2 separate regions of the Homo sapiens genome follow, and region 2 is linked to region 1. A link is an interaction called in ENCODE POLR2A ChIA-PET data of the cell type or tissue named here. Cell type or tissue: B cell. All regions are shown on one strand. Each heading gives the region's core, and the rest is flanking DNA. Links, peaks and the distances in the headings are about the cores only.

The links. Peaks named below come from ENCODE experiments on the same cell type or tissue, not always from the same donor. Only the 100,000 strongest peaks of a DNase experiment are listed, where the experiment ranks them.
Region 2: POLR2A ChIA-PET joins it to region 1 with 6 read pairs; 6 of 35 experiments call an interaction of 5 or more read pairs at or near these places.

Annotation. Positions count from the first base shown.
Region 1 is chrX:123,980,147-123,985,528 of GRCh38, reverse strand. All of the region lies in intron 1 of STAG2 (STAG2 cohesin complex component), which reads right to left. Among named protein-coding and RNA genes, the nearest start is that of STAG2, 21 kb to the right of the region's middle. In B cell, for the core only: no CTCF peak of the experiment used is centred there; a DNase peak (open chromatin) is centred at 2,668.
Region 2 is chrX:123,848,456-123,853,837 of GRCh38, reverse strand. No RefSeq gene overlaps it. Among named protein-coding and RNA genes, the nearest start is that of XIAP, 8.9 kb to the left of the region's middle. In B cell, for the core only: no CTCF peak of the experiment used is centred there; no DNase peak of the experiment used is centred there.

The sequences.
Region 1 (5,382 bases), core at 218-5,217:
GAAGACAGAGTGAAAGTGCTATGCAAACTAAAACTATCGTGGAATCATTGCTACTATTACATTTGATTAAAGCACATAATGACCAGCCTGGGGAACAAAGTAAGACGCCATCTCTACAAAAAATAAAAAATATTAGCCAGGCATGGTGGCAGACATCTGTAGTCCCAGCTACTCAGGAGGCTAAGGCAGGAGGATCCCTTGGGCACAGGACGCCAAGGCTACAATGAGCTGTGATCACACCACTGCACTCCAGCCTGGGTGAAAAAGTGAGACCTTGTTTCAAAAAAAAGGAATAAACGGTTGTCTTAACTTGTAAGGACAACTGATCAGAAGAAAACATGCCAATAATGAGTTCAGACATAGTTAAATAGAGCAAAAAAAAAAGTATTTAATGAGCTTCAGACTGTATTTTTTAACCTTGGCTCCAATTTCTTGTATTCTACAGTAATACTGACAAGCCTCTCAGATCTCAAAACTTTTTCCTGCTTCATAGACTGATGTTTAAGAATCTGAGTGGTAGGTTCAGAAATGCAGTTATATTCACAACTAAGACTAAATTTATTTATTTATAAATATTTTAATCAGAAGCTGGGCACGGTGGCTTGTGCCTGTAATCACACCACTTTGGGAGGCCAAGGAGGGCAGACAGATTGCTTGAGCTCAGGAGTTCGAGACCAGCCTGAGCAACATGGTGAAGCCCTGCCTTTACCAAAAATACAAAAAATGAACCAGGTGTGGTGGCGTGTGCCTGTGGGCCCAACTACTCCGTAGGCTGAGGTGGGAGGATCACTTGAGCCCTGGGAGGCAGAAGCTGCAGTGAACTGAGATCACTCCAGCCTCGGTGACAGAGTGAGACCTCACCTCAAAAAAAAATTTAAATTAAATAAAATATTTTGATCAGTATCCAGATAAAGCACTAAATTAAATCATTCAACAAATATTTCTTGAGAGCCTGCTATATATCAGGCACTATTAGAGACACCATGTTTACAACATTGAAGAGAGAAGTTTTTGCCCCCATGGAGCTTAAAGTCTATTGAGGGGGAAGAAAAATGAGAAAATACCAAGTACTGGTAAATGCTAGCATGAAAATAAAACAAGATGATTACGCTGAAAGGGGAACAGGGCTCTCCATTCACTGCATTTAAATGTAATGTAACATGCATGATTATTTTCAGCAAAACTATAAATAATACATTCTATCTTCCTAAATAAGTCAATCTATAAAGGATGTTTGAAAATTATTCTTTTGGCCGGGCATGATGCTTCATGCCTGTAATCCCAGCACTTTGGGAGGCTGAGGCCAGCGAATCACCTGAGGTTGGGAGTTCGGGACCAGCCTGATCAACATAGAGAACCCCGTCTCTACTAAAAACACAAAATTAGCCGGGCATGGTGGCGCATGCCTGTAATCCCAGCTACTCAGGAAGGCTGAGGCAGGCGAATCACTTGAACCTGGGAGGCAGAGGTTGCAGTGAGCCAAGATCGCGCCATTGTACTCCAGCCTGGGCAACAAGAGCGAAACCCCGTCTCAAAAAAAAAAAAAAAAAAAAAGAAAAGAAAAGAAAATTATTCTTTTTCTGACACAGGTTAAAGGAAACAAAATTAACTGCTCTATACAATGTTTTATTTGCCCCTAACTTCTCTTTCTACACCTGGAAAATTTTTCACCACTAAGTTGTTAGTGTCTCTTTAACCACTCTAAAGTTAGCTAGTCCAGAACATTCTCAGATATCATAAAGGATATCTTTTTCCATAGGTTCTGCAATGCCTTGGTACTGACAAATCCCCAAAAGGAGAATACTGCGGACTTCCTACCTGGAAGTAGTTTATGTAGACTACTACCACCTGGCATAAAGATAAATACAATTATATAATTATTTTTCAAAAGAATTATGTCAAACAGCCAATTTTACTTTATCCGTCCGGCTCATGACTATAAATAACTATTACTATCAAGAAGCAGGCTAAGTTACTAATAAAAATCTCATTTCACTATAGGCTTCACTGCTAAAAAGATTACACTACAGTAAGAAAAAAAAATCTGGGCTCTTCCCACTGATTCTCTCATACTCTATTTACAAAACACTTGAACTCAGCTCATCCACGAATTGGCTATCCACTGAATGCAACTTAGCACTACTAGGCTAAACAAGAGGATGGATAGATTACTTCAGGTTTCCTAAGTAGTAAATTGAAATGAACTAGGAGAACCACAAATAAGGTGAACAGACATTACAAAATACACAAACTCAATTTAAAAAAAGTAGATACATCTAAATACTAAAAAAAAAAAAGTGCCAGTAATTTACTAAAAACTACTGTATACTCATAATTTATAAGGCCCTCTCAGGTTAAACTTAAGTTTGTCAGTCACATTCACAATACCTTGCTGAAAAACAAGGGGAAATATTAATTTCAGCTAGTAATCAAAGAAATGCAAATTAAAGAAATCTGAGGAACTGCACGGACTGTTTAACATCTCCGAAGCAGGGAAAATGTGGTTACCACGTATCACAGCACTGATGGCACTGTAAAATCAGTACAACCCTATTAGAAAACAATATAACTTCAGTTACCAAGAGCTTTAAAAATGTTCATGCTGACTGACAGCGTGATTCCAACTGCTGGACACAATTAGATAGGGAAAAAGATAAAGCTACTTATAGAAGTATTGCTACCTAAAAATGAGGATATAGAAACAGACAAATGTACAAGGAAAGTAGTTGGTTTTGGTTCATGATACGGCAAAAAAAAAAAAAAGGGCAAAAAAAAAGGCAAAAAAAAAAAAAAAGACTAAAGTGTACAGCCCTGCCTCACATCATATTCAAAAGTAAATTCCGGCAGGGTGCGGTGGCTCACGCCTATAATCTCAACATTTTGGAAGGCCAAGGTGGGCGGATCACTTGAGGTCAGGAGTTCGAGACCAGCCTGGCCAACATGGTGAAACTCCATCTCTACTAAAAATACAAAAATTGGCCAGGCGTGGTGGCACTGTAATCCCAGCTACTCAGAAGGCCAAAACACAAGAATCGCTTGAACCCAGGAGGTGGAGGTTGCAGTGGTGCGAAAGTTGCAGTGAGCCAAGATCGTGCCACGATCGTGCCACTGCATTCCAGCCTGGGTGACAGAGCAAGACTCCATCTCAAAAAAACAAAAAAAGTAAATTCTGGATGCATTTTCTTTTTTTTAAAGACAGGGTCTCACTCTGCCACCCAAGCTGGAGTTCAGTGGTATGACCACAGCTCACTGCAGCCTCAAACTCCTGGGAGCAAGGGATCCTCCAGCCTCAGCTTCTCGAGTAGCTAGGACTGTGGGTACATGCCACTATGGCTTTTTTTTTTTTTTTTTTAGTAGAGACAGGGTCTTGCTGTTACCCAGTCTCTTCTGGAACTCCTAGCCTCAAGCAATCCACCCACCTTAGCCTCCCAAAGTGCTGGGATTACAGGCGTGAGCCACCTCACCCAGCGGCATTGCATTTTTAAATGTGAAGAAAAGCAGCAGAAGACATTTCCATGTGGTAGGTGGCCAGGGGTAGTGAGGTGCTGCAGGGGATTATATTGGAAGGGGAAAAAGTATTTGATGTTTTATAGTCTCTTTTGGCTTAACATATATATATTATTACAATTATATGAAACATACACACGGCACTCTGTGCTTAACGTTTTTGTAACATTTAACCCACTTAACTGCAACTGCTTATTTAACATCTTTTTTCCCTACTAGACTGTAAATTCCATAAGGGCAAGAACCAGGCCCCTCTTTTTCACTGCTGCATCCCCAGTGCTTAGCACAGTGCCTGCCATATACTAGGTACTCAAATATTTGTGGAGCAATTCCACTTCTGGGTATATACACAAAAGAATCGAATGCAGTGACTTGAACAGATATTTGTACACCAATGTTCCTGTCACCATTATTCATGCTTGAATAATGCCTATAATAGCCAAAAGGTATAAGTAACCCAAGCATCTGTCAACTGATGAGTAGATAAGCAAAATATGGTATATACATACAATGGAATATTATTCACTTTTAAAAAGGAATGAATTCTGATAAACGTTACAACATGTATCACCTGGAATACATGCTAAATGAAATAGCCACAAAGAACAAATTTTGTATCATTCCACTTACATGAAATACTTAGAATAGTCAAATATAAAGAAAGAAGAACAGTGATTACCAGGGGCTGGGAGGTGGGAGGGAGCGAGGGAGGGAGGGAGGAACAGGGCCCTATTGTTTAATGGGTACAGTTTTATTATGAGATAGTAAAAAAATTCTGGGTATGAATGGTGACAATGGTTGCACAACAACGTAAATGTTCTCAATGCCACTGAACTGTATACTTAAAATGGTTACAATGGCAAATTTTATATATATTTTACCAAAATTAAGAAAAAAAACTTCTGGAATGAGAAAAGTAGAATTATGAGTCATTTTTCATATTGATAATAATTTCCCTGTAAAATATTCTCTCAAGAAGCAGAAAAATGAAGTGATTTTTATAAGATACTCATCTCCAGCATTATTTCTACCCAAGTTAGCTTTTACACAAAACTTAAAGAAACTAAAGTAGTTGCCTACACACTTATTTCACATGAAGTACAGAAGGAAAAAAGAAAAAAAAAGTTTTCCTTTTCAAAATAGACTCCAGAAATTCCAATCATATTTTTCAGAGCTATTTTGAAGAGGACATCAAATTGCAGTATTGTATTATCCTAATACTATTTGCATATTTAAGTACAATCAATTCTTTGATCAGCCACACTAATACCAATGTTGCATGTAAAATAATTCCAATACAATTCTATTTGACTTTGTAGAATTCAATAAAGCCAAATATGCCCTCCCTTCCTGTCCCTGACCACTTCCCAGCTTAAACCTATTATTTGTAACCTGGGACCCAGTGTGGGAGAAGAACCCAATTCCCATGAGATGCGACAAAGGAAACAATCTACATAAGGATAATTGTTGATCATATCAGCTTTAAAGATAATTTTAACTTGACATAATTGGAAGAACAGTTTTTATACTGTATACAATTTAAAAGCATCTCCCAGATGGGAGAACATGCCATCTGGATTCTTTTCAAATTTGAGATGCTTATGGATTGTATGCTACATTATCCTAAATTTTCTCCTACCTCTTTGACCACTCTTATCAGTGATCCTACTTCTTCCTCCTGCCAAGTTAAGCATGATGTTTTCACCTCTGACCCTCCGGCTCTTTAATTCTAAGTACCCCCACCAAAAGCCAATGTACACTATGCATAATGATCCCAAAAAAATCTCCTGCTCTTATCTCTGCTGAACCACAGTTACATAATATCAACTTAAGGTTGAAGTATCTAAAATCCAATGTCTCTTTCTCTCCAAAATC
Region 2 (5,382 bases), core at 330-5,329, 130 kb after region 1:
AGGCTGAGGCAGGAGAATGGCAAGAACCCCGGAGGCGGAGCTTGCAGTGAGCTGAGATCGCACCACTGCACTCCAGCCTGGGCAACAGTGCAAGACTCCATCTCAAAAAATAATAGTAATAATAATAGTTATTTACATTCTTCTAAATATAAGTAATAGTGGTTAGCATTTACTGAATGTTTGCCATATGTCAGGCCATGTCTTAAGTGCTTCGCAAGCTTTATCTCGCTTTATCTCTTTAATCTTCTCAGTAACCCTCTAAGTGTTCTTCTTTTTTTTTTTTTTGAGACAGAGTCTTGTTCTGTTGCACAGGCTGGAGTGCAGTGGCATGATCTCAGCTCTCTGCAACCTCTGCCTCCTGGGTTTAAGCGAGTCTCCTGCCTCAGCCTCCTGAGTAGCTGAGATTACAGGCACACACCATGACGCTGGCTAATTTTTTGTATTTTTAGTAGAGATGGGGTTTCACCTTGTTGCCTAGGCTGGTCTTAAACTCCTGAGCTCAGGCAATCCACCCGCCTCAGCCTCTCAAAGTGCTAGGATTACAGGTGTGAGCCACCGCGCCCAGCTGCTAAGTGTTCTTTTTATTCTTATTTTGATTCAGAACCTACAGTGGTGCCTGGCATATAGTAGATATTCAAGACAAGTCAGGTCACTCCTCCACCTAAAACCCTGCAGTGGTTTTTCACTTGGTGGAGGCAGGCACAGCGTGCAGTGGGAGCCCAGAGGAGGGACCCAGATCAGAACTGACTCCAACAGGACTTCAGTGTTGAAAGACAAGGGAGAATTAGCTAGGCGAAGCAGGAGAAAAGCATTCTAAGTGGACTCGTCAGAATGTGCTAATGCATAGAAAGGGAACAGTAGCATGTACATGGGGCACGACCGTTAATGTCTTATGGCTAGAGTGTAGCTGCTAACGTTTACTGAATGTTTATTGTGTTCATGCTGTGTTAATTATGTTACATAGTAACAAAGACTCTCTCCTTGACCAAACCTAAGTCTGGGTCCTCTGAGCCCTCTTTCTGACTAAGCTCCAACCTTGGGCTCTGTCCTTGACCCACTTAATCCAGTGTTAGCAAAAATACTGCTGAGTCAGTTTAGTAAAAAATGCCTGCCCTCAGTGTCTGATCAACCTCAATATCTGATCAAATTCCTCATCCTCTACTCTCCATGTCTTTCTTTTTTTAGATTTTTTTTTCTGTGTGTGAGTGTGTGTGTGTGTGTGTGTGTGTGTGTGTGTGTGTGTGTAAAACAGAGTTTTGCTCTGTTGCCCAGACTGGAGTGCAGTGGCGCAATCTTGGCTCACTGCAACCTCCACCTTCTGGGTTCAAGTGATCCTCCTGTCTCAGCCTCCCGAGTAGCTGAGATTACAAGCGCCTGCCACCATGCCTGGCTAATTTTTGTATTTTTAGTAGAGACGGGGTTTCACCATGTTGGCCAGGCTGGTCTCGAACTCCTGACCTCAAGTGATCTGCCTGCCTAGGCCTCCCAAAGTGTTGGGATTACAGGCATGAGCCACCATGCCCGGCCAGATTTTTTTTTTTTTTTGAGAGATGGGGTCTCCCTATGTTGCCCAAGGTGATCTCGACCTCCTGGCTCAAAAGATCCTCCTGACTTGGCCTCTCAAAGTGCTGAGATGACAGGCATGAACCACCATGCTGGCCTACTCTCCATATCTTATCATTCTAGCCTGCCTTCAGCAAGAATCCTGAGTCTACCCAGCAAGATTTCCCCTAGCCTTAAAACAAAGAAAGAAAAATAAGATAAAATAAAAAGATCCTGAACAAGGAGAAAACAGAAGAAAAAAATTCCCCTATCTTTGATGTCTCCTCTTAGTAACTTTCCATTCATTGACTCCTATCCTGTTCCTTGGCTATAAATTCTCATTTTGTCTTGTCATATTTGGAGTTGAACCCAGTCTCTCTCCCCTACTGCAAAATCTCATTGCAGTGGTTCCTATACCTGTCACCATAGTCCTGAATAAAGTCTGCCTTGGCCTGGCCTGGTGGCTTATACCTGTAATCCTGGCACTTTGGGAGGCCAAGGCAGTTGGTTTGCTTGAGTCCAGGAGTTCAAGACTAGCCAGGGTGACATGGTGAAACTCCATGTCTACAAAAAATACAAAAATTAGCCAAGGACGGTGGCTCACGCCTGTAGTCCCAGCTAGTTGAGAGGCTGAGGTGGGAGGATCGCCTGTGCCTGGGAGGTTGAGGCTGCAGTGAGCCAAGATCATGCCAGTGCCCTCCAGCCTGGGCAACAGAGAGAGACACTGTCTTGAAAAAAAAAAAAAAAAAGAAGGAGAAGGAGAAGGAGAAGCAGAAGCAGAAGTAGTAGAAGAAGAAAATACAAGAAACTTCTAATTCCTAGACAATCCTGTGATGCACATTCAGTCAGTTTGGGTTACGTTTTGGGAAAATGTATGACTTCCTCAAATTCTCCAGCTGATTCTGATGCAGCCAGTTTTAAGAACCACTTCTGGAGGCAAGAGAACCATCAAAAGAGTTTGAAGTAGGGTAGTGAATTGATCAAAGTTGGGTTTTAGAAAAATCAGCCTGGTAGGGTAATATACAGAATGGATCACAGGGAAGGGGTGGGGAGATGACTTAAGACACTATTGCAGTAACCCAGGAAATGAGGAAGCTTCCAGCAGAGGTAGTGGCAGTGTTAATGGACTGTAAAGGAATGCTTTTAAGAGTTGTGAAGAGGGGCTATTTGTGGGAGGAAGAGAGGGAAGGTGGGGACAAGTGAAACAGCAGACTTCCCATCTAGGCCAGGCCCCTTTAAAGACCCTTCCCAGAAGCCTTATCGTATTTGCACTTACACTTCATTGGCTATTCCCTGCTGCAGGGAAGAATGGAAAGTGTATTCTTTTTTTAATTGTTCAACTGTTCTAATTTTTTTTTTGCTTTTAAAAAATTGATACATAGTTGTCATGCACGTTTGTAAACAGCTGTAATCCCAGAACTTTGGGTGTCTGACGGGGGCGGATTACTGGAGTCCAGGAGTTTGAGACCAGCCTAGGCAACGTGGTGAAACCCCATCTCCACAAAAAAATAACAAAAATTAGTCGGGCGCGGTTGTGTGTGCTTGTAATCCCGGCTACTTGGGAGGCTGAGGCCGAAGAATCGCTTGAGCCCTGGAGGTCAAGGCTGCAGTGAGCAGTGATCATGCCACTGCACTCCAGCCTGGGTGACAGAGACCATCTGAAAAAAAAAATACATAATAGTTGTACTTATTTATGGGGTGCGTGTGATATTTTCATACATGTATACAATGTGTAATGATCAAATAAGGGTATTTAGGGCATCCATCACCTCAAATATTTATCATTTGTGTTAGGAACATTTCAAATCTTCCCTTCTAACTATTTTGAAATATACAATAAATTATTGTTAACTATAGTTACCCTACTGTGTGTGCTTCAAACTGTTATAAATAAAGTTTCAATGCCACAAAAGAAATAGCACTTGAATATAAAATTTTCTTTTTAATTCTCAGCAAGGCAAGATACTTCTATAGAAGGGTGCACCCTTACAGATGGAGCAATGGTGAGCGCACACCTGGACAAGGGAGGGAAAGGGGTTCTTATCTCTGACGTACGTGGCCCCTGCTGCTGTGTCGTTCCCCTATTGGCTAGGGTTAGACAGCACAGGCTAAACTAATTCCGATTGGCTAATTTAAAGAGCGTGACGGGGTGAGTGGTTTGGAGGGAAAAAATGGTTATGCAGGGTGGAGAATGAGTCAGGGCGGAGCAGGTAGCAGGTAATCGGAATGAGTCAGGGTGGGGCAGGTGATTGAAAGGAGTCAGGGTGGAGCAGGTAATCTAAAAGGGTTGCTTTATGAGGAAGTTAAGTTTAAAAGAAGAAGGCAAAGAATTGAACATACTGACATATTGATTCTTTGAAAAGAAATATAGAATTCATATCTAACAAAACACTAGAACTTGTAAACCAAAGAGTATGCGTGACAAGTCTCAATTTAGAAAGTTTATTTAGCCAAGGTTAAGGATGCACCCGCGACACAGCCTCAGGAGGTTCTGACAACATGTGCCCAAAGTGGTCGGTGCACAGACTGGTTTTATACATTTTGGGCAGACAAGAGACATCAGTCAATATATGTAAGATGTGCATTGGTTAAATCCGGAAAGGCAGGACAACTTGAAGTGGGGGAGGGAGCTTCCAGGTCATAAGGAGATAAAAGACAAATGGTTGCATTCTTTTTTTTTTTTTTTTTTTTTGAGATAGAGTCTCACTCTGTCACCAGGCTAGAGTGCAGTGGCGCAATCTCAGCTCACTGCAACCTCCACCACCCAGGTTCAAGCGATTCTCCTGCCTCAGTCTCCCATGTAGTTGGGATTACAGGCGCACGCCACCACGCCCAGCTAATTTTGTGTATTTTAGTAGAGACGAGGTTTCACAGTGTTGGCCAGCATGGTCTCGATCTCCTGACCTCACGTGATCTGCCCGCCTCGGCCTCCCAAAATTCTGGGATTACAGACGTAAACCACCACGCCCAGCCCGTTGCATTCTTTTGAGTTTCTGATTAGCCTTGCACTGACTACGCAATTCACAGGAATACTCACTTACCCCTTAGTCTGGCTTAGTGAAGCAGTAGGGCAAGGGAAGCAATCAGATATGCATTTGTCTCACATGAACAGAATGCTTATTTAGGGAGAATGGAAGGCAGGTTTGCCCTGTGCAGTTCTCAGTTTCACTTTTCTCTTTGGCTTAGTGATTTTGGGTTCCCGAGATTTATTTTCCTTTTACTAACTTATTCCTTCTTTTTTTTTGTTCTTTGATTTTTGTTTTTTGAGACGGAGTCTCACTCTGTCGCCCAGGCTGCAGTGCAGTGGCACCATCTCGGCTCATTGCAACCTCCGCCTCCCGAGTTCAAGCGATTCTCCTGCCTCAGCCTCCAGGGTAGCTGGGACTACAGGTGCACGCCACCGCATCTGGCTAGTTTTTTATATTTTTAGTAGAGACGTGGTTTTGCCATGTTGGTCAGGCTCGTCTCAAACTCCTCAACTCAGGTGATCCATCTGCCTCTGCCTCCCAAAGTGTTGGGAATACAAACGTGAGCCGCCGCACCCGGCCCAACTTATTCCTTCTATCTAACTGTAGGTTTGCACCCATTACCCAACCTCTCTCTTCATCCCTCCCCTGCTCCCACCCTTCTCAGGCTCTGGTAACTATCATTCTCCTCTCCACCTCAATGAGATCAACTTTTTTTTCTTTTTTTCTTTTGAGACGGAGTCTCGCTCTGTCGCCCAGGCTGGAGTGCAGTGGCTCGATCTTGGCTCACTGCAAGCTCCACCTCCCGGGTTCATGCCATTCTCCTGCCTCAGCCTCCCAAGTAGCTGGGACTATAGGCGCCTGCCACCACGCC